Regions from separate parts of the Homo sapiens genome. Here region 2 is linked to region 1. Evidence: chromatin loops called from intact Hi-C (ENCODE). Cell type or tissue: heart left ventricle. All regions are shown on one strand. Links, peaks and the distances in the headings refer to the core of each region. The heading gives the core; the rest is flanking DNA.

Region 1 (10,101 bases), core at 2,074-10,073:
CCATCACGCCCCTTCTTCGCGTGAATTCCTGCTCTTTGATGTGCACCAAAACCCTTCCCATTCCTAACGTTTCCTCCTCGTTCGCCCCGGCGTTCTTTGCACCTCCCTCGGCTCCTTTCGGGCTGTCTGTCCCTGTCTCCACTCGTCCTTCTTCGCTTCTCCCGGTTATATAACTCTTCCTCTCGCCGTGTCCTGGTTTCAACTCCACAGACTCCGCCCTGGAACAGCGCGGGGAGGGGCGGGAGAGTTGGGGACCCAGACAGATTCCGGCTGGCGGCCGGCTGGGGCACGGGGGATCCTGCAGATGGAAGACGGAGCCCCGCGGGACCCGGTGCCCCCGTCCCCGCCTGCCGGCCCCCACCGAGATCTCGCCCAGGAGAGAGAAGGCACAGTATCTCCGAGGGGCGTGTCGGGCCGACTCCCGTCAGAAATGTGGGTTGGGAGGTCAGGGCTGCAGGCGGAGAGGAGGAGACAGGCAAGAGGCCTGAGTCCCTGGGATTGGAGTCGTATTAGGGGTAAAAGAGATAAGGACGCCTGGGTTTCTTCTTATGTCTCCTTTTTGGGTTCCCAGAATTCCTAAGGGTGTTTCCAGTGTTTCCAGGAAGCTTAGCCAGCACACCCACTCCGCCCCGTAGGGGTCAAAGGTCTGTGTTAGAGGTGGCCTGGGATGATGTCACTAGTGCACGTGCCCCGGGATGGTTGCCAGGCAATGAGGCTTCCTCCCCCTTCTATTCCCTCCCACCTCTGCCCCGAGTCCAGTTCCAGTCCCGTGCCATCTCTTTCCCCTCTCCCTTCCCGTGGTCTTAGCATCCTGCAGGTGGGAAACCCCGGCCTGGAGTTTTGTGAGGGGGAGGGGCACGGGTGTGGTGTGGCTGAAAGACTTTGCCCCTTTGCTGGGCTGAGGGAGCCTTGGGTCACTTTTCCCTAGATTGGCACAGAAGAGCTTCCCCTCCAAGGCTCCGCCCCCATAGAAAAAGCTACCTAGCCGTCATTTTACTTTCCCACCTGCTGCATGGCCAAGTGTCCTATTGCCCCCTTCCCCAGATTGATTTGAAGTGGGAGTGGTTGAAAGACGGAAGAGTTGTGTGTAGTATGGGGGGGGGTTCACTACACACCAGCTTATCCCTGAAATCCCCATAATGGCACACCCCCATCTGCAAACAATGAAAGGAAAAGGGTCAAGAAACAGTATTAGGCTGAAAAGTCAGGGTCTTTATTGTGTGTATGCGGGTGAATCGGTTTGTAGCCTCTCACTTGGTGGAGGGGGACTCAGTTGATTGCTATGGTTGTTCTTCTCTATTAAGTCCCAGGGTTGGTGATGGTATTGGAATGAATCGGTTTGTGCTTTTATGTACCTTAGAGCTTGGGCTGTCAGATCAGACCTGGATTCTAATTCTAGCTCTGTCACTTAGTGGCTACTAGGACTTGGAGAGGTCAGAACCTCTCTGAGCCTCGTATGTTAATCTTGAACATTTAAATATCAACACCTACCTTGAAGGCCGCTGGGAGGAAAAAAATGAGATAATTTATGCAAATCACTTAGCACAGTGCCTGGCACAGAATGAACACAGAATGAGTGCTTGTTGTTATGAAATACTTTTATTATTAAATGGTGTTAGTTACTAGTTTATTATTATTGCTGTGGGTCTGCTCCAAACCAGCGGTAACCGTAGGAGTTTGTTAAGGGGTAGTGGATAGTTTGTGTTAATTTGGAGATTGGGGTTAGGGGGCTGGGGATTAGCTTCAACTGCTTTGTGCATTTTATTTGATGAAGGCTTTAGGCAGATTTGTATTGCTTTCTTTAGGATTATTTTTTTTTCTCTTGGACAAGAAATAGCTAAGACTATTCCGTGGGCCTTGAAAATAAAATAATTGTATTATGGTTCTTGATTTTGAAGCAAGACCCCAGCCCCCTCCCGTGTTGATCTCTGGAGCCTTTCGTTTTGCAGAGGGACTCCACAGTTTCTCTAGTGGGGACAGGGCTAGGCTGAGGGGTGTGTAAAAGGTTGGGGTGGGTGGGTGGAGAGAGACTAGTGCTGGGGGCTGGGGGGGCGGGTAGTTAAAGGAAGAGACCGGAAGGGAGGAGGAGGGAGCCTGCTGGTGGGGAGGGAGGGAGGGGAGGAGGAGGTGGAGGAGGAGGAGGAGGAGGAGGGAGGGGGTTGGGGAGAGCCTGCTACAGTTCTTTGTTTGACTCCGGGACTCAGGGACGGGGAGGAGGAGGGAGGGAATAGAAGGGGGAGGAAGCCCCCCCCCCCACACACACACAAACACACACACCCCAGCTGTTGGACAGATGAATTACAGCCTCCGGCTTGGGGCCAGGGCTGGTGAGGGATTAAAGCTCTGGGGCTGGCCCTTTAAATGGCTGTTAGCCCCTCCCCCACTCTGTTGTCCAGACACCCCTCACACACCCTCTGACCCCCTAGGCTTCCCCCTCACTCCTCCTCTTGGTCTGTCCTAAAGTCTGCCCACTCTGCTCTCGACTAGCCCTTTCCTAGTCCCTCCCCCCAGCACAACCGCAGAACACAGATGCCACAGACTATAGATACACACTCTCTGCTCCCAGGTTATGAGCCTCCCTGTCCTGGAGAGTTCTAGCCTGAAGCTCCCTTCCCGAGCAGAAGGGCCTTGCCTGCCTGACCTCTACCACCTACAGCTGACCACTACCCTGGCTTAGGAAGGAGGCCTTGGTGGGTCACAAATAGCACCTCCCTGGGGGCAGTGTCATCAGCAGCCACAGAAGCTTGCGGAACATTGCATCATGGAGACTGGGGGCTAGAGGCCTGAGTCTCTGAGGCAAGGGGAAGGATGGGGGCCGGAAGGCTAGGGAATATAGAGATTAGATTGGGACCCCAAGTGTTTGGGTCCATAAGGGCAGAGAACTATGATTAAGGGAGCAGAAAACATAGGTCCCTGAGGAGCGAGTCTGAGGTGAGGGCCAACTTAGCTCTGACCCCTGATGGACACCTGATTCTTGGCCTTGGACTTATGCTAAAAGACCTAGCTTCTTGTCTATGAGGGTTGGGAAGGGAGTGGGCCTGTATCACCTTCTTAGGCCACATAAGAGGAAGGAGGTGATGGGGAAACAGGATATTGCCTTGGGGTTGGCAGGGAGGGGAGGCTTGCAGTGGAGGCTACTTCCAGGCTTAGGCCCAGAGTCAGAGTTCTTGCAGGGGAGGATGGCCCCTCCCTGTTGGGCCCGTTCATCTAGTCTGGCTACCTGTGCTGCTAGCCAAGACCTGCCTGCACCCGCCTGGGGGAAGAAGAGGGGGCAGAGTCCAGAGGGTGGGGTTGACTGTCTGGTGTCTTGATAAGGTTGGAGAGGACACAGAGCTGAAGGAAGAGGGTCTGCATGCCCTGGTGCTAGGACTCAGGCTGGCTTGTGTACAGATGTCAGGGCAGCTGGGGCGACTCAGGCCAGGGAGTCTCAGCAGGAGCGTCCTGTCAGAAGAGGGATCACGGGTTTGGGGTCTACTGTAGACTTACTCAGATGCCATATCATGGCCCCTTACCAACTGATCGAGCCTGCTTCCCAAAGGGGAAGGTTGGATGACCACTTTGGGGATGGCTTTTTCTGGTTGCCATGGAAACAAGATTCTCCCATCATATCTGACCACCAGAGCCAGGTTTCTCCTTAATGAGGGGGGCAGGGAGCCCAGGAAAATTCTCCATCCTGGAAGACCCCCACCTCTAACTGACTTTTTTCTTTTAGGTTCCCCCCAGGGCAACATGCCAGCCCCGTAGCACTGCCCACCCCACCCACTGTGGTCTGTTGTACCCCACTGCTGGGGTGGTGGTTCCAATGAGACAGGGCACACCAAACTCCATCTGGTAAGTCCTGTCTGAGTGACCCTCTCTCCTCAGCAGTCTAACTCTGCACCACATGGTTGGAGATGCTCGGTATGATCTGGATCATGCCCACTCTTCAGAATGGTCCAGTCCAATTCTAAGCACCCCACCATGTGGTGCTTGAGTGGTTCAGCCCTCCTGGTTTATGGACCTCCCTTCTATCTCCTATAAATGGTTCAGCCCTGTACTTCACCAGCCTCTCCACTACTACCAAAAAATCTTTTCCCCACTATCTCCCTAGTGCTACAACTCAGTTGCTTATTGAAATGAAGAGGGAGTTTGCAAGCTGAAAAGTGGATATGAGCTACCCTGGAGGAATTTTTTCTTGGTAGGGAAACAGCTTTGTCCCTATAGGAGTTGTTGAACACCCTGGCTTTTGGAGGGTGTTCAGAATTTATTTGGGGAGATAGTGGAGATCACTGCCAGCCACAGCAGTCTTGGCATTTCACCTTTCCTTCCAGATCTCTTTCAGTCCCATTCTCTCCCCACTGCACTATAGCATTTGCCCCCATACCTAAGTCTTACTCTTCTGCTTCCCTCTCTCCTTCTGTCAGTTCTCTGCCTGAGGCCCTGCTTTATTTCCCATTCCTTTGTAGGAGAAAAGGGAAGATAATCCCTAAGCCAGGGGCTTAAGTTCTCTCTGTGTTGTTCTTCCTCATTACATATGGGGTTTCTCGAGTGGGACTGTTTTCTTCTATGTGTCTCTCACTATTTTGCTTGATGTTTTGCACATTGGGGTGCATGGTGGATTTGTGTTGAATAATGTTAACTGAATGAGCTTCATTATGAAGAACCTATGACTTCTGAGATTTGCTGCACAGCCTCCTACTTTATCCTCTAGAGGACGTGAGACATTGGGGATGGTAACATGGGTAGAGCTGAAAGGAAGGTTGACCCAGGAGATGGCCTGTGAGGATAAAACCAAGGGAGGGAGAGTAGGACAGAGGCAGTACATAAGAGTGGTAAGAATGTGGCTCTGGAAAGAAGCCTAGCTCTTTCATTCTTCACTTGCAGAATGACTTTGGCCAAGTCACCTAGCCTCTCTGGGCCTCAATTTCCTCATCTGTAAAATGGGGGTAATCAGAGTACCTCCTATGTCAGGTTTTGGGGAGGAGTAAAAGAAATGCTTGTAAAATACTTAATACAGTGCCTGGCATGTAACAAATATTCACAAAATGCTAGCAGTTATCACCACAGTGGGAGCCACAGGGAGCTCTGAGGATAAGCAGGGATGTCGAGGGATGGGACAGAACTTGATTGAAGGCAGACAGACCTCCAAATTCTTGACTCAGACAGAATGATCACTGATCCAGCGAGACGTCAGGATCGAGAGGAGTGTAGCAAGGAGTCAGGAGGGTGGGCCTGCGCCAGTGTCGCCCCGACTCTGTTCAGTAACATGAAGGCAAACACAGAAGGGCATGTGCGGAGACACACGTGATCACGCTAGTGATGCAGAGGCAGACCCAGACAAAAGACCGAGACAGGAGCTAGGCAGACACACAGACAGAGACAGCCCCGCGGAGTCATGTAGACAGGGATAATGACAGGAACGCGTCAGACACAGGCACAGAGGGAGACAAGATGAGCAGATATGCAGGTGCACGCGGAGACAGACACCGGGACCCACGCACAGCCGACCGTGTCAGACAGACTGGTGAACACAGCGCCCAGTCAGAGGCAGACACAAGGCCTGCAGTGACACATAGCGGGCCGGGGCCGGCACCGTCACTCCTCGGTGGGGGGCGGGGAGGGGCCGGCAGCCGGGGGAAGGCTGGGGAAGGGAATCCCGGGCGGGCGGCCTGCCCGGGTGGCTGAGTCACAGCGGAGCCTCAGCCGGCGGCCCTCCCCTCCGCCTCCCCCTCCCCCAGGTAAGAAGCGAGCGTGTAACCCCTCGCTTCCACCAGGCGTGATGAGGACGGGCAGGGAGCGGGTTGCGACGAGGGTCCTGGACCGCCCCACCTCGGCGCGCGCGCAGCATGCCCGCTGATTGCCGGCTAGGTAAAACCCTATCTGCGGGCTCTTGTCTCTGGCCGTCACGTGAGTTTGCGTGCGCACTTCAGGCCTCTTACCACGCGTCCCGCGCGGCTGCGGCGCTGCGCGGAGGGGCTCCTCGGCTCAAGCCCAGAGAGAGTTAAGTGGGTGTGATTGATGGAGTGTTCTCTCTTGGGGCTCCAGCGGGGGCGGGGGGTAGGGGGTCGGTTAAAGTCCCGAGTCCAGGGCCCGGATGGAGGGGGCGGAGCTGGGCTTCGCCGGGAGTGCCCGGATGGAGAGGGTGTGGCCTCGGCGGGAGCGGAATTAACCCTTTCAGAGCCGCTGGCTCCCGAGGTTGTGGGTCGGGTCGGGAGAGGCTGGAATGTCTGCCTCAGAAGTATATCGATCTCCCAGCCTGGCTCTGGCCGCGTGCGTCTACCTCTCGCCTGTCTTCGAGGAGTCTGTGGGTGTCAGTCTTTGTGCCTGTCCGTGGTTCCCTTCCCTTGGTTAGTATAGACACCGGGAGTCAGGGAGGGCTATTCTTGCCCCAGAGCGAGAGTGGAGGTGAGAGTGGAGCGCGAGCTGGCGGCGACTGGGGAACAGGTGCAAGCGCCGCGTCGGGGCTGCCCGGCACGGGGAGGGGCCATCGTGGGGGAAGACGAGAGGGGAAATTCCGCGGGACCGGTGGTGAGCCGGTGTGTGGGCTGAGGAGTTGTGTCTGCCTCTGACTGTGTGTCTGTGTGTGTTCAGGGAGGCGGGGGCTGAGTCAGTGGGAAGAGGGGAAGGTTTTCTGGGTGACTCACGCTCCCCCACCCCAAGCCTGAATCAGACCCCGAGGGAGGGCTTTGTACGGGGGGCGGGGGGGCGAGTGAGGAGTCCAGCGCCTGGGTCCCGGGTGCGGACAAGGATCCGAGGTGGCTGGCGAGAATGAGTGTGTGTTTAGTGTACAGGAAGTTTTGTCTTCAAGTGAGGGCTTTGTATTCTTGGGTGCTGGCGTGGGGCTTTGTGGATAAAGGTGGAAGAGCAGGGAGCTGGAGGGACGGCACTCACTGACTTAGGGAAAGCTGAGTCAGTTCCCCGTGGGAAAGGGGAAGTGGCAGAGGGGAAGTGTCATCATCGCCGAAGGGGAAGCTGCCTTTCCTGGTAACTGGCGGCGCTCTCGGGACCACTTCCCAAGCAGGCATCTGCCCCTCTGTTGTCTGGTTCCCCGGCTCCCCCTCCACGTCTGGTTCTTGGGTCTCCTCCCCGCCCCTGCCTCGGTACTCGGGTGGGGGCAGTCACGGAGGGCCATACTTGACCACAGTTCAGCGCCGTACCTGGCTTGGTTACTGATGGAAAGGATGCTGCCTCTAGTGAGGAGAGAGTTCTGACAGTAATACCACGTGAACCGCGGAGAGGGTCCGCGGGGCCCAAGCGACCACAAGGGCTTGGCGGAGAGTGGCACGCAGGGACCTGTAGGGTCCAAGCGCTTCCATGCAAACAAACGACCTTGCCCCTTCGGGAAGGAAGGCTCTTTTCACCAGAAACCCGTCTGCCCTTGTGGGCTGGGTGGAAATTTCCCCACAGCGCAGACTTCTCTCAACGAACGCGAACTTTCCAGCCACCCCCAGCCCCTCGTCGCGCACTCTCCCCCGGCTTCCTGCCCGGCGCTCGCTCCAGCTGGAGCGCTGGCCCCGCCCCCGCGGCTTTGTACTCGACACTCGCCTCTCGCTGCTCTTTGTACTCTAGACTCTCAATGGACCGATCCCGGGAGCCGAGTCGGCTCCCTACCTGCGGGGACGCCGGGTAGGCAAGGAGGAGGCGCGGGGACGCAGCTCCTGGGCTCAGAGAGGCGAGAAGGAAGAGCTGGGGCTAAAGGGAAGGTGCCCAAGAGAGGGGAGCGCTGTGCCAGTCGGGGGTCCAGTCGGCACCAAAGCGAAAGGGTGGGGGGGGCGTGAAGGAGGAAGTGAAACGAGTTCTGGGTTCTTTAAGGGAGTGGGTGGTGAGAGTGGGACAAGGGTGATGTCACTGCCTGTCGGGCCCCGCCCTCCTCCCTCCCTCAGGACCCCCCCCCCCGCAGTACATTTACACACACCGCTTCCGCTGCGCAAGTAGCCACGTCACGGGCAACCCCCGAAATCCCCCCTCCCTTGGGGGGCGGGGGCCACGTGGGCCGTGGGGAACCGCGTGGCCCCGGCGGGGAAGGGCAGAGAGGATACGCGAGCCACGAGAGAGGGGCCACTCGGGACCGCGGTGCGCGACTTCTCGGAAGTTGGGGGACTAAAAGGGGTCTGATTTTGGGGGTCGGTCGGTATTGAAGACCCAGAAAGCCAGGGGAAGTAGAGGACCTGGAGGAACTGGGTATGAGACTGGGGGCTTGACCAAGGTTTGGGTCGGGGTCAGGCGTTGGGGGTGGAGCGCCGATAGCGGCGCGGACGGGTTTGGGTGCCGTGGAAGTCGCTGTGGCTGGCCAGCCCTAAGCAGTTAATAGGGGCGCTCGGGGTAGGGAGGTCTGTCACTGGGCGAGGTGAAGTGAGGAAGGGGAGGGACGTCTTTTTTGCGTTCTGCATCCGTCTGTCGTCCGTCGGTCTTACGGTGGCCGGGCGTGGGGCTACTCGAGCAGCCTGGCCGTGGCCACCGGCGGCTCTGGGTGCTTGAGGCTTGCGGGTAGCGCCGGCCCCCACGCCGGCCGGAGCATGCGACTAACCGGCCTCATCCGCATGCGTCTTGTCCTGGCTGCCTTCTGGCCCTGACGGCCGGAGTGTCGGATCCTAGATGGGGACCCTAGGTGGGAGCCGCGGGGTCACATCGGGGTCACCCCGGGCTGAGCTCGTCTGACCGGCTCCCGCGCCCCTCCTCCCCCGGCCACCGCTGCCGGGCTCACCTCGCTCCCATTGGTTCCGGCCAGGCTGTTACTGAGGCGGAGACACGGGTGATGATTGGCTTTCTGGGGAGAGAGGAAGTCCTGTGATTGGCCAGATCTCTGGAGCTTGCCGACGCGGTGTGAGGACGCTCCCACGGAGGCCGGGTAAGCGGCCGCTGCGTTTTGGGTCGGCCCAGTGGCTCCGGACTGGAAGCCTGGCAGCGCAGCCACCCCGTCCCTCTGACCGGCCTTTTGGTTCCCTGCCACACACGTCCTGACTCCCAGCCACACTCCTGGGCCTCTAGGGAGTGGTTGGGCCGGGCCTCCCTTTGGGGAAAGCTAAGGCCGGGCCCTTTGCACAAATGACAAATTGGTGGATGCCACAGTCCGCCCATCCCAGCCCCTGGGCCTTGACTGTGTGCTGGCCAGCTCGTCTCACTCCTTTTCCTTCTCTCTAGAATTGGCTGTGAAAGGACTGAGGCAGCCATCTGGGGGTAGCGGGCACTCTTATCAGAGCGGCTGGAGCCGGACCATCGTCCCAGAGAGCTGGGGCAGGGGGCCGTGCCCAATCTCCAGGGCTCCTGGGGCCACTGCTGACCTGGTAAGGGAAACTCTGGGGCCGAGCTGGCTGGATGTACACTGGCAGCTCTGGTTTTGCCTCCAGTAAGAGCATAATTTCTTATCCCCAACTCAGGCTGGATGCATCGGGCAGTGGACCCTCCAGGGGCCCGCGCTGCACGGGAAGCCTTTGCCCTTGGGGGCCTGAGCTGTGCTGGGGCCTGGAGCTCCTGCCCGCCTCATCCCCCTCCTCGTAGCGCATGGCTGCCTGGAGGCAGGTGAGAAGTTGGGGCCCTCTGTCTCCAGGCACACCTCTTTCCATCTCTGTATCCCTCAATCTGTGTCATTCTCCATGGGTTCCTGTCATTCTGTGGGCTTCCGTGCATCAGCCCCCTCCTGCCTAGGTAGGACAAGACTGCTCCTTTTTGCCGTATATAACAGACTCCTTCTCTCTCCAGATGCTCAGCCAGCATTGGGCAGCCCCCGCTTCCTGCTCCCCTACCCCCTTCACATGGCAGTAGTTCTGGGCACCCCAGCAAACCATATTATGCTCCAGGGTGAGTGGATATTTGAAGGTTCTGGGAGTGGGAGGTAAGGCTGGGGCCTTGAAAGAGTCCCCTCAAGCCCAACCCCCACCCACACCCCCACCCCTTCTGCTCTGTAGGGCGCCCACTCCAAGACCCCTCCATGGGAAGCTGGAATCCCTGCATGGCTGTGTGCAGGCATTGCTCCGGGAGCCAGCCCAGCCAGGGCTTTGGGAACAGCTTGGGCAACTGTACGAGTCAGAGCACGATAGTGAGGAGGCCACACGCTGCTACCACAGCGCCCTTCGATACGGAGGAAGCTTCGCTGAGCTGGGGCCCCGCATTGGCCGACTGCAG
Region 2 (10,506 bases), core at 2,507-10,506, 400 kb before region 1:
TCCTGTCCCTCCTCCTCTGAAGGCTGAGACGTGCGGCCTTGCCTCGGCTTTGCCTGCTTGTAAGACACAGTCCGCACTCTCTACCTCCAAGGAACCCCGGGGTTCCTCCTGCCCGGCTTCACCCTCCTATTTCCCAGCGTCTCCGCCCCCTGCCCCGCCCCCGGGCCGGCTCTCCGAGGAGGGGGAACTGCTGTCGCCGCCGCCGCCGCCGCCTCAGCTTCCCACAGCCGCTGCCGCTGCCGCCGCTCTGCCTGGTCCAGCCACCGGCCCAGTGCTCTGACTTCGCCGGACCGGGGAGCTCTGCAGAGACACCCTCACTCCTTCCCGAGGGTCCGGGACGCCTAGCCGGGCGTGGGGGGAAGCTCCGTTTGCGGGGGACAGGGAGGGAGGAGCCTGGAGCCGAAGCCAGCGCCACCCGTCGCCGGATCAACAGGACAGGACAGGTTGAGGGGCGTCGGGAAAAGGAAGAGGGGGTGCTATAGGCAATCCCGGGGAGGACGAGGAAGCCCTGTAGCAGGAAGCTGTGATCCGCTCTGACTTGTAGGGGGCCTGTTCACATCTGGGGACTGGTGACAACGTGGGTGCACTCCTCTCTTGGGGGGCTGGTTAGATTGGAGGGCGTGGGATCTAAACAGCACCAGCTGTCCCCAAGAAAATTTAAGGGGCAGCCAGGGGAGAAAAAAACAAAAACAAAAACAAACACGGATGCTCCTCATTTTGAGGTGGCGGAAGGCCCTCCAGTCAACTACCTGGTGTATCCACTAGGAAGGGTGGATTTGGAGGTGACTTCAAAAGGAGCGGAGGGTGTGAAGGTGAAGAAAGGGTCTTGGCCGCTAGAATTCTATGCTACTAGACATGGGGGGGACTTGGTGAAAAAGGTATTATCCAGCCAGAGGGTCTGGGAGCCCTGTCTTACTGAACCTGGGCAACCTGGATATTCTGAGACATATTTTGGGGGGATTTCAGTGAAAAAAGTGGGGGATCCCCTCCATTTAGAGTGTAGCAAAGGAAAAAACACCAAGGTTGGGTTCCTTCCTGACATTGGCAGTGCCCCAGTAGGGGTGGGATGAGCGAATATTCCCAAAGCTAAAGTCCCACACCCTGTAGATTACAAGAGTGGATTTGGCAGGAGTGTGCCCCAAAATACAGTGGAAAGGTGCCTGAAGATATTTAAACCACGTCTTGGAAATTTAGTGGGTCTTGGCTTTGGGATAGGTGAAGTGAGGACAGACACTGGAGAGGAGGGAAAGGGGACGTTTTCAATAGGAGGCAAAACTCGAGGGTGGGATCCACTGAGGAGTACATAGGCTGCTGGATCTGGTGGAGCCAGCACTGGGCCCACGGGTGGTAACTGGCTGCTGTGGAGGGGGGTACGTGAGGGGGGGGGTCTGGGGCTTATCCTCAGGTCCTGTGGGTGGGGCAGCGAGTCGGGGCCTGAGCGTCAAGAGCATGCCCTAGTGAGCGGGCTCCTCTGGGGGAGCCCAGCGCGCTCCGGGCGCCTGCCGGTTTGGGGGTGTCTCCTCCCGGGGCGCTATGGCGGCGCTGGCCAGTAGCCTGATCCGGCAGAAGCGGGAGGTCCGCGAGCCCGGGGGCAGCCGGCCGGTGTCGGCGCAGCGGCGCGTGTGTCCCCGCGGCACCAAGTCCCTTTGCCAGAAGCAGCTCCTCATCCTGCTGTCCAAGGTGCGACTGTGCGGGGGGCGGCCCGCGCGGCCGGACCGCGGCCCGGGTGAGTGCGGCTGGGGCGGGGTCTCCCGGCCAGAGGTTTCTCTGCCTGGGAGATTGAGGCCAGGGACTCTGAAGAATAGGGCCCGGCTGAGGGGCTCCCCGAAAGTGGAAGGGGGTGGGCCAGGACGACAAAGTCCCTGCCAGACTGTGCCTCAGTTTCCCTTCTCTTTTGTCCATAACCCGGAGTCTCCTTATTTTCGAGGTCAAGGGGAAGGCTTGAGGGGCTGCCTGGCGCCCCGAAAGCCTCGTAGTTCCTGCTCGTCCCCCCTTCCCAACACAGCAGTCCCCACCCCCATCGTCCTCCGCCTACGTGCCGGTTCTCGCGATTCTTTCAATCTGGAGCGGAGGGGCCCGGGGGTTTCCAGATGCCTGGGTCACCCCAAGGATTTCTGCAGCTCCAGCCGCACGCCCCCCCCCAGCCCCCGCCTGCCCCGGTTCTCCCGCTCCTCCACGCCTGGGCTCGGTTCCTCCTGGTCGAGCTCTGCTGGCTCCGAGCCAATCTCCCCAGCTCTCCCTCGGGTGTCCTTGCAGCTACCTCGCCAGCCAGCCCTCTATGCGCCCTCCTCCTGTGACCTGCGCTTCAAGAACGGAGCTGGGCACCCCTCCCATAACCCCCGCGCCACTCCGAAATCGGGTCCCGTAGGCTCAGGGGACCCTACGCTGGCAGGAACTCAGACACAGTTCACGGCTAGAGATGGGCGCCGACTCGGGGGTCGTACCACCTACAAGGGGGGACAGGGAAGTCGGCAGAGAGCAAGCGATGGGGGAGGAGAGTTGTGAGAGTTAGAATTGGTCCCCGTCCATGTACGACAGTCAGGGAGTCCCTCTGGCCCTGCTCCCGCCCGCTCCCAGCTCCCCTAAGGGTAGCCACCTCGCGCCCTCCTCCCCGCGCCACCGGCTGCCCATAGTGGTACAATCCGCAGCCCACCCTCTGAGTAGGACCGGGCCCCCACGTGACTCAGCCTGCCTCTCCATCTCCTCAGCTCCCACCCCCCATATCCTTGGTAAGGTCCCCCTTACCCCAGGCGAGTTACCTGGCCGAAGGGGAGAGGCTGAGCCTCAGGGAGAACTGGGCCCCCGGGAGCCAGCGGACTGACAGACAGACAGACAGACAGACAGATGGGTCAGTGTCAGACAGGCCGGCGCTGGGCCAAGGCAAGGCTCTCGCCAAGCTAGCGGCAGCCGCAGCAGGTGCTGAGTCAGCGTCAGGCCCAGTCCCACCCCCACTCCTGAGGGAGAGCCCCTACCCTGTGGTCAATTTGCTGCTGCCAAGATCCCCCACCTTCGCAAACACGCTGCCCCTTCAGTACCCCTGCTGGTCTCCCTCTGTCCCTGCCTTTTGATATATCTCTCCCCTCCCTCCTCCCCCACTCCTTCCCCCTTCTGGTTGAGCTGTAGGGTAGGAATTAAGCCATTTAAATAAATTTCAATAAATTACACTGAAAGCTCCTGGTTATAGGAAACAGAAGGGACCCACACCAGCTTTCCCAGGAGTGAAAGAGAGGTGGGAGAGAGCGTGCTTGGAGGATAAGAGAGCTGGGGCCCTGGGACCCTCTTCCTTCCTTTCATTCTCCTTTCTTCCCTCTAATCCTGCCAAGTGTAGGAATGTTTCTGGGAACGGAGATGTCATTTTCAAAGATGAATGTCTCTCTCTCCAGAGCCTCAGCTCAAAGGCATCGTCACCAAACTGTTCTGCCGCCAGGGTTTCTACCTCCAGGCGAATCCCGACGGAAGCATCCAGGGCACCCCAGAGGATACCAGCTCCTTCAGTGAGAGGGGAAGCTGGCTGCAGGGTGGGAAGGGGGAGAATGGGGACAGGAGATGACAATCCTATTCCCTCTTCAGCTTCTGTTGCCATTGATCCGTCTTCCTGACCTCTAAGGGAAAAAGTGGAGCTGGGATGAGGGGAGCTCAGGTGAGGGTCAGAGGCCTGGGTATTGATGCTCCCTCTCTCCACCTGCAGCCCACTTCAACCTGATCCCTGTGGGCCTCCGTGTGGTCACCATCCAGAGCGCCAAGCTGGGTCACTACATGGCCATGAATGCTGAGGGACTGCTCTACAGTTCGGTGAGACAATGAGGCTGAGTGGCCGGGAAATACTGGGGACTCCCCTTCCTCAATTTGTCCCTTGAGGGAATGACAACCTTCCTCAACTACAGACATTTTGCCCGGGACTCCTCCCTCCAGCTTTGCTGATGGCCTGTCATCGCTGCCCATTCCAGACCAGCTCCTCTAGGGTCTCTCCAGTCCCCACTCCTTGCACACCCCCAAAACAGCCCCAGGTTCTTTGAATGTCCAACTCTTTCTGCCTTTTAGGGCCCCTACTTCTTATCCCACCTCCTCCAGATTTTGTCATTACTCACTTCCCTAGAGTCATCCAGGATAGGGGATAGTGAGAGACTGGGAGTACAGTGGAGAGAAGGAATCTTATTGCAAGACCCCTAAAAGTCTAGTTCTTTTTTTTTTTTTTAAATAGTGACAGGGTCTTGCTATGTTGGCCAGGCTGGTCTGGAACTCCTGACCTCAGGTGATCCACCCGCCTCGGCCTCCCAAAGTGTTGGGATTATAGGCATGAGCCACTGTGCTTGGCCCAGAGCCTAGTTCTTAGCCCTCAGCCCTCTTCCTTGTCCTCCCTTTGCTCCCAGGTCCTACATGGACTCAGAAGTTGTCCTCCCCCTCCCCCAAAAAGGATTTGTGCTTTCCATGAGCTCCTTTCTGCCCAGTGATGTGTCTTTTTATCTCTCTGTCTTTGTGCGCCTTTCTGGGTCTTTGTCTCCTTAGCCGCATTTCACAGCTGAGTGTCGCTTTAAGGAGTGTGTCTTTGAGAATTACTACGTCCTGTACGCCTCTGCTCTCTACCGCCAGCGTCGTTCTGGCCGGGCCTGGTACCTCGGCCTGGACAAGGAGGGCCAGGTCATGAAGGGAAACCGAGTTAAGAAGACCAAGGCAGCTGCCCACTTTCTGCCCAAGCTCCTGGAGGGTGGGTATAGACTCAAGAAAATGTGGGCCACAGGAGAGGGTATTGACCTTGATATGGACATTTAGGGGCAGACAGCTCAGGCTACAAGTGATAAGAGGACCCTTTGTGACAGATCAAGCCAGGAAGGCTTTGCCCTTTGGGGGTTTGGGTGCGGTCCTCCTGTGGGGTTGGGGTTCTTGGAGGGTGAATGTACGGGAAGGGAGCCCTTTTGGAGCACTGGTTCTGCCTGGGTCCCTCTGTGCCTAACTCTCCTTCCCTGCTCCTCTCTTTCTCCCCTTCACAGTGGCCATGTACCAGGAGCCTTCTCTCCACAGTGTCCCCGAGGCCTCCCCTTCCAGTCCCCCTGCCCCCTGAAATGTAGTCCCTGGACTGGAGGTTCCCTGCACTCCCAGTGAGCCAGCCACCACCACAACCTGTCTCCCAGTCCTGCTCTCACCCCTGCTGCCACACACATGCCCTGAGCAGCCAGGTCCCACTAGGTGCTCTACCCTGAGGGAGCCTAGGGGCTGACTGTGACTTCCGAGGCTGCTGAGACCCTTAGATCTTTGGGCCTAGGAGGGAGTCAGAGAGGGGGATGTCTGAAGATGGTCCTGGCTGATCACTTCTTTCTTTCCACACTCACACAACGCCATGCCTTTTCCTGAGATGGCGCTGGGAGTTCCCACATGGACAGCCAGGGCATAAACACTTCCCACCCCGGCTCAGCCAGTTCCTGGAGTCCTGTGCCCCTTTTCATTGCCACTGAGCCATTTCTAGATTCACTGGAGCTCAGGATTCATGTGTCCTTCTTTCCCTACTCTACCTTCTACCTTGGTCTGGACACATTCTGGAACACTGGACACCCTCGCCAGGGCCACTTCTGCACTAGGGCTCTGTGCTGGAACCCAGGCATGCTGCCAGCCTTTTCTCTGGATCTGTCAGGCCTCTGTCATTGACTCAGATGGACCCCTGGTTTCCAAGTAGAAAGAGGCTAGATTTGGGCCTTGTCTAGCTGTTGGCTTTGGCCTGAACCGGAACCAGTCTCAGATGACCACGGGTTTAACCTTCTTATCCCAGAGACACCCAATTCTAGAGCTTTATGGAGCCGTACTTCCCCCTGAATCCTAGCTCTAGGACATAGATCATGACTCTCAGCCCTTTTACCCAGGATGGAGCTGGGGCCTGTATAGCCATATTATTGTTCTAAGTAAGTTCTAGCCCCACCCTCCCGCCTTCTTGAGTGATACCTATTACGGATGAGTTCTGGAAAAGACCCAGCTATGATTCATAAAAACACTTCTGGATGAATCAAGAACCATTTCTTGTTTTTCCTAGATAATTCTCTAAAAATATGATTCTTCCATATAGAATGCTAAGCTTATTTTTACATGCAGTTTCTAGCTCCTTCAACCCAGCTGAGGTCGTGCCAGGGAGACAGAGTCTGGAGAAGGGCAGAGGAATTTTGGAAGGATCCCTGGCTCATAGTAGGGAAGCTGGGATGGGGGAGGGGTCAAAATTATGGCATGACTGAACCTGCATCTGTGTTGGGTGGACATGAATACTTAGCTACCTCAGCAGGAATTCCTTCCAGGTCCCCTTTAAAGCTGAGGTCCTTAGAGTAATATGTCCTTAATAAAAAGGACAAATGGATACAGCCTTGACCCTCCCAGTGAGGAGACCCCAATTCAGCAATAAGTCTCACCCTTCTCCCCTACAGGTCAGGCCAAGAAGGGTGAAGGCCTCTTGCACTCCAGACCTCATACGCCCCAACAGCTTCTAATTGGATAGAACTTGCTTTACCTTACAGCTCACAACCTCAGCTGGGTTTTAGGTACCCAAAAAGGGCCTGTCTAGATTTTTTCAGAAAAACGTGGAGTGCTAGGGGCAGCCTGGAAAAGATGGGGAACCTGCTAGTGAACTAGGAGGGAGACTTCCATAGCCTCAGACTTGGATAGGGTAGGCTGAGGGGGCCCTAAGGGAGGGACTAAGGCTCCAAGGCAGGTCACTTTTCCTTAGGCTGTTCTACTTCTGGCTTGTTGCAAGAGGAGTAGATGCCCCCTCACCCACACAAACCCCACTCAGTCTCCACCCAACTCCTGGCACTGCTCCCAGGGGATCGGGTCTCCACTCCAGCTTTCTCAATTAAAGACGATTTATACAACTGAAGTGCTGTCTGTCATCTGTCGGTGGCGGGCTTGGCAGTTGCTCGAGGCAGGATCAAGTCCCGGGGGCGGGGCGGGTGGGCTGGCGGCTGTCCTCCAGCAACAGGTGCACATTCCCGGGCTCCTCGTCACTTCCCCTGTGCTGGCGGTCCCAGCGGCTCTCTGAGCGAAGTCACTGAGCGAGCCGCCAGGCTATGACCCCAGGGGCTCTGCTGATGCTGCTGGGGGCGCTGGGGGCGCCGCTCGCCCCAGGTAAGTGTAGGCCCCGAAGGGGCAGTGACGGGGCCAGCGGTCGTGGCCAGGCACCAGGGCTGCACTTATTCTCTCCTCCCCCAGGCGTCCGCGGCTCGGAGGCGGAGGGTCGACTCCGGGAGAAACTTTTCTCTGGCTATGATAGCTCCGTGCGGCCAGCGCGGGAGGTGGGAGACCGTGTCAGGGTCAGCGTTGGTCTCATCCTGGCGCAACTCATCAGCCTGGTGAGGGCGCGCGGGGGGTGGAGGTCAGGCCAGCCGACCGGCCGGGGGCGTGGCTTTAGGCAAGGCCGGACCAGGGACAGGCTGGGGGCGGGGCCTGGGACGAGACCAGGCTGAGATGGACCAGCCTTTGGTGAAGATTGGATCGAAATCAGACCAATGGACAAGCTCTGGCCGTGGGTGGTGGACGGGCCTGGAGTAGAACTGGGTAGGGTGAAGGACGGACCTGTGATCGGACCTTAAAGTGGGGCTGGGGACGAGGCAGGGGCTGGGGGACGGACCTCGACGTAGGGCCACATGAGTCCTGAGTGCCCAGGGTGGGGCGGAGCTTGGTGCTCAGGGGTCAATAAATGGCAGCGGGTGGAGGTTCGGGGCTGGGTGGATTATGAGCTGAAGGCAGGGCCGGGGACAGAGCTAGGCGGAGGGCTAGGCAGGGGCGGGTCTGGTAGGTTGATAGGCTGGGAGTGTAGACGGCAGGAAGAGGTGTTTCTGAGATAGAGGCAGGTCTTAAACTAACGCCGCTTCTGGGAGGTGGACTTGGACCCGAGAGGATGGGGCTCAGAAAAAGGGGGCGGCGTTCCCAGGAGAGAGGTTGGCCCCCCGAGCCCCCTCATTTCTCTCCACCCTACTTCACCTTTACGCCTTAAATTTTTCCCTTCTAGAACGAGAAGGATGAAGAGATGAGCACAAAGGTGTACTTAGACCTGGTATGGAGACCCCACGGGGTGGGAAAGGGCTTCCCTCTGCCTTGACAATTTCCTTGAATATCCAGCCCAGTAAGAATATTTTTTACATCATGACTTTAGATAACACGTTTATAACTGAAGCAAAAGCTCGAAGAAACAACACTTAACTTTACTACAGGAGTTACACCCCATGCATTTTTAATTCCAATTTTGTGTGTGTGTGTGTGTGTGTGTCTGTGTGTGTGTGTGTGTGTGTGTGTGTGTGTGTGTGTGTGTGTGTGATGCGGTCTCACTATGTTGCACAGGCTGTTCTTGAATGCGGGGGCTCGAGCCATCCACCAGCCTCGGGGGGAACCTCCACAAGTGCTGAGATTACAGCCGTGAGCCACTGCACCTGGCCCATTCTAATTTTTGAAACACTGGTTTGGGGCCGCTAATTTCATTCCCCATCCACTAAAGGATTGCGAACTGCAGTTTGAAAACCGTTTTAGAGGCTAGCTACTGCAGCCTCCTCATTTTTACAGAGTAAAATATTGAAACCCGGTGCGGGGGAGGGAAATTAGCTGATGTGGATCCCAGCGAGTGAAGGCGGAGCCAGAGCCAGAACCACGGCCCCTTGACCCACAGTTTATGCCTGTCCTGCTCCCCTTCCTTGCACTCCCTTCCTGGGCTTCCTTTGGAAATCCCAAGTCCCTCCCGGCCTCCAACCCGGGGCAGCCCCTCAGCCTCTGCTTCACTAGGAGTGGACTGACTACAGGCTGAGCTGGGACCCTGCGGAGCACGACGGCATCGATTCGCTCCGCATCACGGCGGAATCCGTGTGGCTCCCTGACGTGGTGCTACTGAACAAGTAGGAGAACTTCCAAAGCCCGGGAGGTGGCGCGGGGCCTCGGGGGGCGGGGGGCCTCCGGGCGCGGGGCCTGATCCCTGATGAGATCCCTTCTCTGCAGCAATGATGGGAATTTTGACGTGGCTCTGGACATTAGCGTCGTGGTGTCCTCCGACGGCTCCGTGCGTTGGCAACCCCCGGGCATCTATCGCAGCAGCTGCAGCATCCAGGTTTCCGGCCTCCACATTGGAAGCTGAAGGAGCTCTTACAAATCCTCCCTTTCCTTAGACATCCTGACTCCCCGGCGACTCCCATCCTTCATCCTTCCCCCATTATCTAATCCCCATGACCCTCACCTCGTCTACCCTCCTGGTTTTCCATTGAGTGTTCTGTACACTTTCTTTGACTTCTAGTCTTACTCAGTGACCGCCCTCCCCATCCCTCCCCCATTAATGGCTTCCCTTCATAACCCTCCAATTCCTCCATGATTTCCCTTCTCTGTGCCCTCCCCAAAGACCTCCCAAACTCCACCAGCGCTGACTGGTTCTCTGGCAGCTCTAGTGACTCTCTCCTCCATCCAGGTCACCTACTTCCCCTTCGACTGGCAGAATTGCACTATGGTGTTCAGCTCCTACAGCTACGACAGCTCGGAGGTCAGCCTGCAGACAGGCCTGGGTCCTGACGGGCAAGGGCATCAGGAAATCCACATTCATGAAGGGACTTTCATTGGTGAGTAGGCATGGCTCCTACATCCATGGGCTCTATCATTTCCAGCTTCTAACAGACTCATAAATATACTGTCAGTGATGCCCAATATAGCCCTGTGGGGTCAGCAGGATGGGTATGGCTATCTACATTTTAAAAGTATGGAAATTGCCGGGGGCAGTGGTTCATGCCTGCAATCCCAGTACTTTGGGAAGCCGAGGCGGGCGGATCATTTGAGGTCTGGAGTTCGTGACCAGCCTAACGTGGTGAAACCCCGTCTCTACTAAAAATGCAAAAAATTAGCCAGTCATGGTGGCAGATGCCTGTAATCCCAGCTACTTGGGAGGTTGAGGCAGGAGAATCGCTTGAACCTGGGAGGTGGAGGTTGCGGTGAGCCGAGATGGCGCCACTGCACTCCAGCTTCGGTAACAGAGTGAAAGTTCGTCTCAAAAAAAAAAAAAAAAAAAAAAAAAAAAGGGCCTGGCGCAGTGGCTCACGACTTAATCTCAGTATTTTGGGAGGTGGAGGCGGGCAAATCACCTGAGGTCAGGAGTTCGAGACCACCCTGGCCAACATGGTGAAACCCCGTCTCTACTAAAAATACAAAAAATTAGCCAGGTGTGGTGGTGGACACCTGTAATCCCAGCTACTTGGGAGGCTGAGGCAGGAGAATCACTTGAACCTGGGAGGCGGAGGTTGCAGTGAGCCGAGATCACGCCACTGCACTCCAACCTGGGCAACAAGAGCAAAACTCTGTCTCAAAATAAATAAATAAAAATATGGAAATTGAGACTTGCCCAAGTTTATTAGAGATGGGCTACTCAGCCCAGTTTTCACAGCTAGTTTCATCAAGTCAGCCCTCTCAGGTCTAGGCTGTGGCAGAGCAAGCCATACCTGGCACTAACCAGGACAGCTCTCACATCTGTGTTCCCCTCCTTCTGCTCATCCCCAGAGAATGGCCAGTGGG

Evidence for each region. Hi-C counts contacts between places; a loop is a spot of excess contacts. Peaks named below come from ENCODE experiments on the same cell type or tissue, not always from the same donor. Only the 100,000 strongest peaks of a DNase experiment are listed, where the experiment ranks them.
Region 2: it touches region 1 in a loop (2.8-fold over the local background); 2 of 110 quality-filtered maps call a loop at or near these places.

The regions. Positions count from the first base shown.
Region 1 is chr17:7,836,194-7,846,294 of GRCh38, forward strand. KDM6B (lysine demethylase 6B) reads left to right here. Exons shown (of 24, transcript NM_001348716.2): 2 at 3,713-3,831; 3 at 8,708-8,827; 4 at 9,121-9,263; 5 at 9,357-9,498; 6 at 9,679-9,777; 7 at 9,885-10,101. The coding sequence starts at 9,362. LOC124904106 (translation initiation factor IF-2) reads right to left here and starts at 9,335. Exons shown (of 4, transcript XM_047437265.1): 1 at 9,261-9,335; 2 at 8,684-8,746; 3 at 7,446-7,671; 4 at 1-451. The coding sequence starts at 9,335. RefSeq lists enhancers at 526-575, 3,246-3,746, 6,190-6,499, 8,910-9,029 and silencers at 1,446-1,595, 5,500-5,659, 7,810-7,999, 8,540-8,759. In heart left ventricle, for the core only: CTCF peaks have their summits at 5,561 and 5,767; DNase peaks (open chromatin) are centred at 5,618, 6,078, 7,508, 8,738 and 3 weaker places; H3K4me3 peaks cover 5,251 bases; H3K27ac peaks cover 5,479 bases.
Region 2 is chr17:7,438,088-7,448,593 of GRCh38, forward strand. It overlaps FGF11 (fibroblast growth factor 11), which reads left to right and starts at 1,425. Exons shown (of 5, transcript NM_004112.4): 1 at 1,425-1,726; 2 at 3,384-3,494; 3 at 3,689-3,792; 4 at 4,507-4,705; 5 at 4,989-6,850. The coding sequence starts at 1,534. The coding sequence ends at 5,059. CHRNB1 (cholinergic receptor nicotinic beta 1 subunit) reads left to right here and starts at 6,974. Exons shown (of 11, transcript NM_000747.3): 1 at 6,974-7,098; 2 at 7,183-7,322; 3 at 7,982-8,026; 4 at 8,746-8,855; 5 at 8,956-9,064; 6 at 9,416-9,563; 7 at 10,492-10,506. The coding sequence starts at 7,041. RefSeq lists enhancers at 1-58, 73-981, 1,235-1,768 and silencers at 149-248, 1,527-1,626, 2,537-2,646, 7,046-7,095. In heart left ventricle, for the core only: no CTCF peak of the experiment used is centred there; DNase peaks (open chromatin) are centred at 2,588, 2,882 and 7,344; H3K4me3 peaks cover 1,419 bases; H3K27ac peaks cover 232 bases; H3K27me3 peaks cover 504 bases.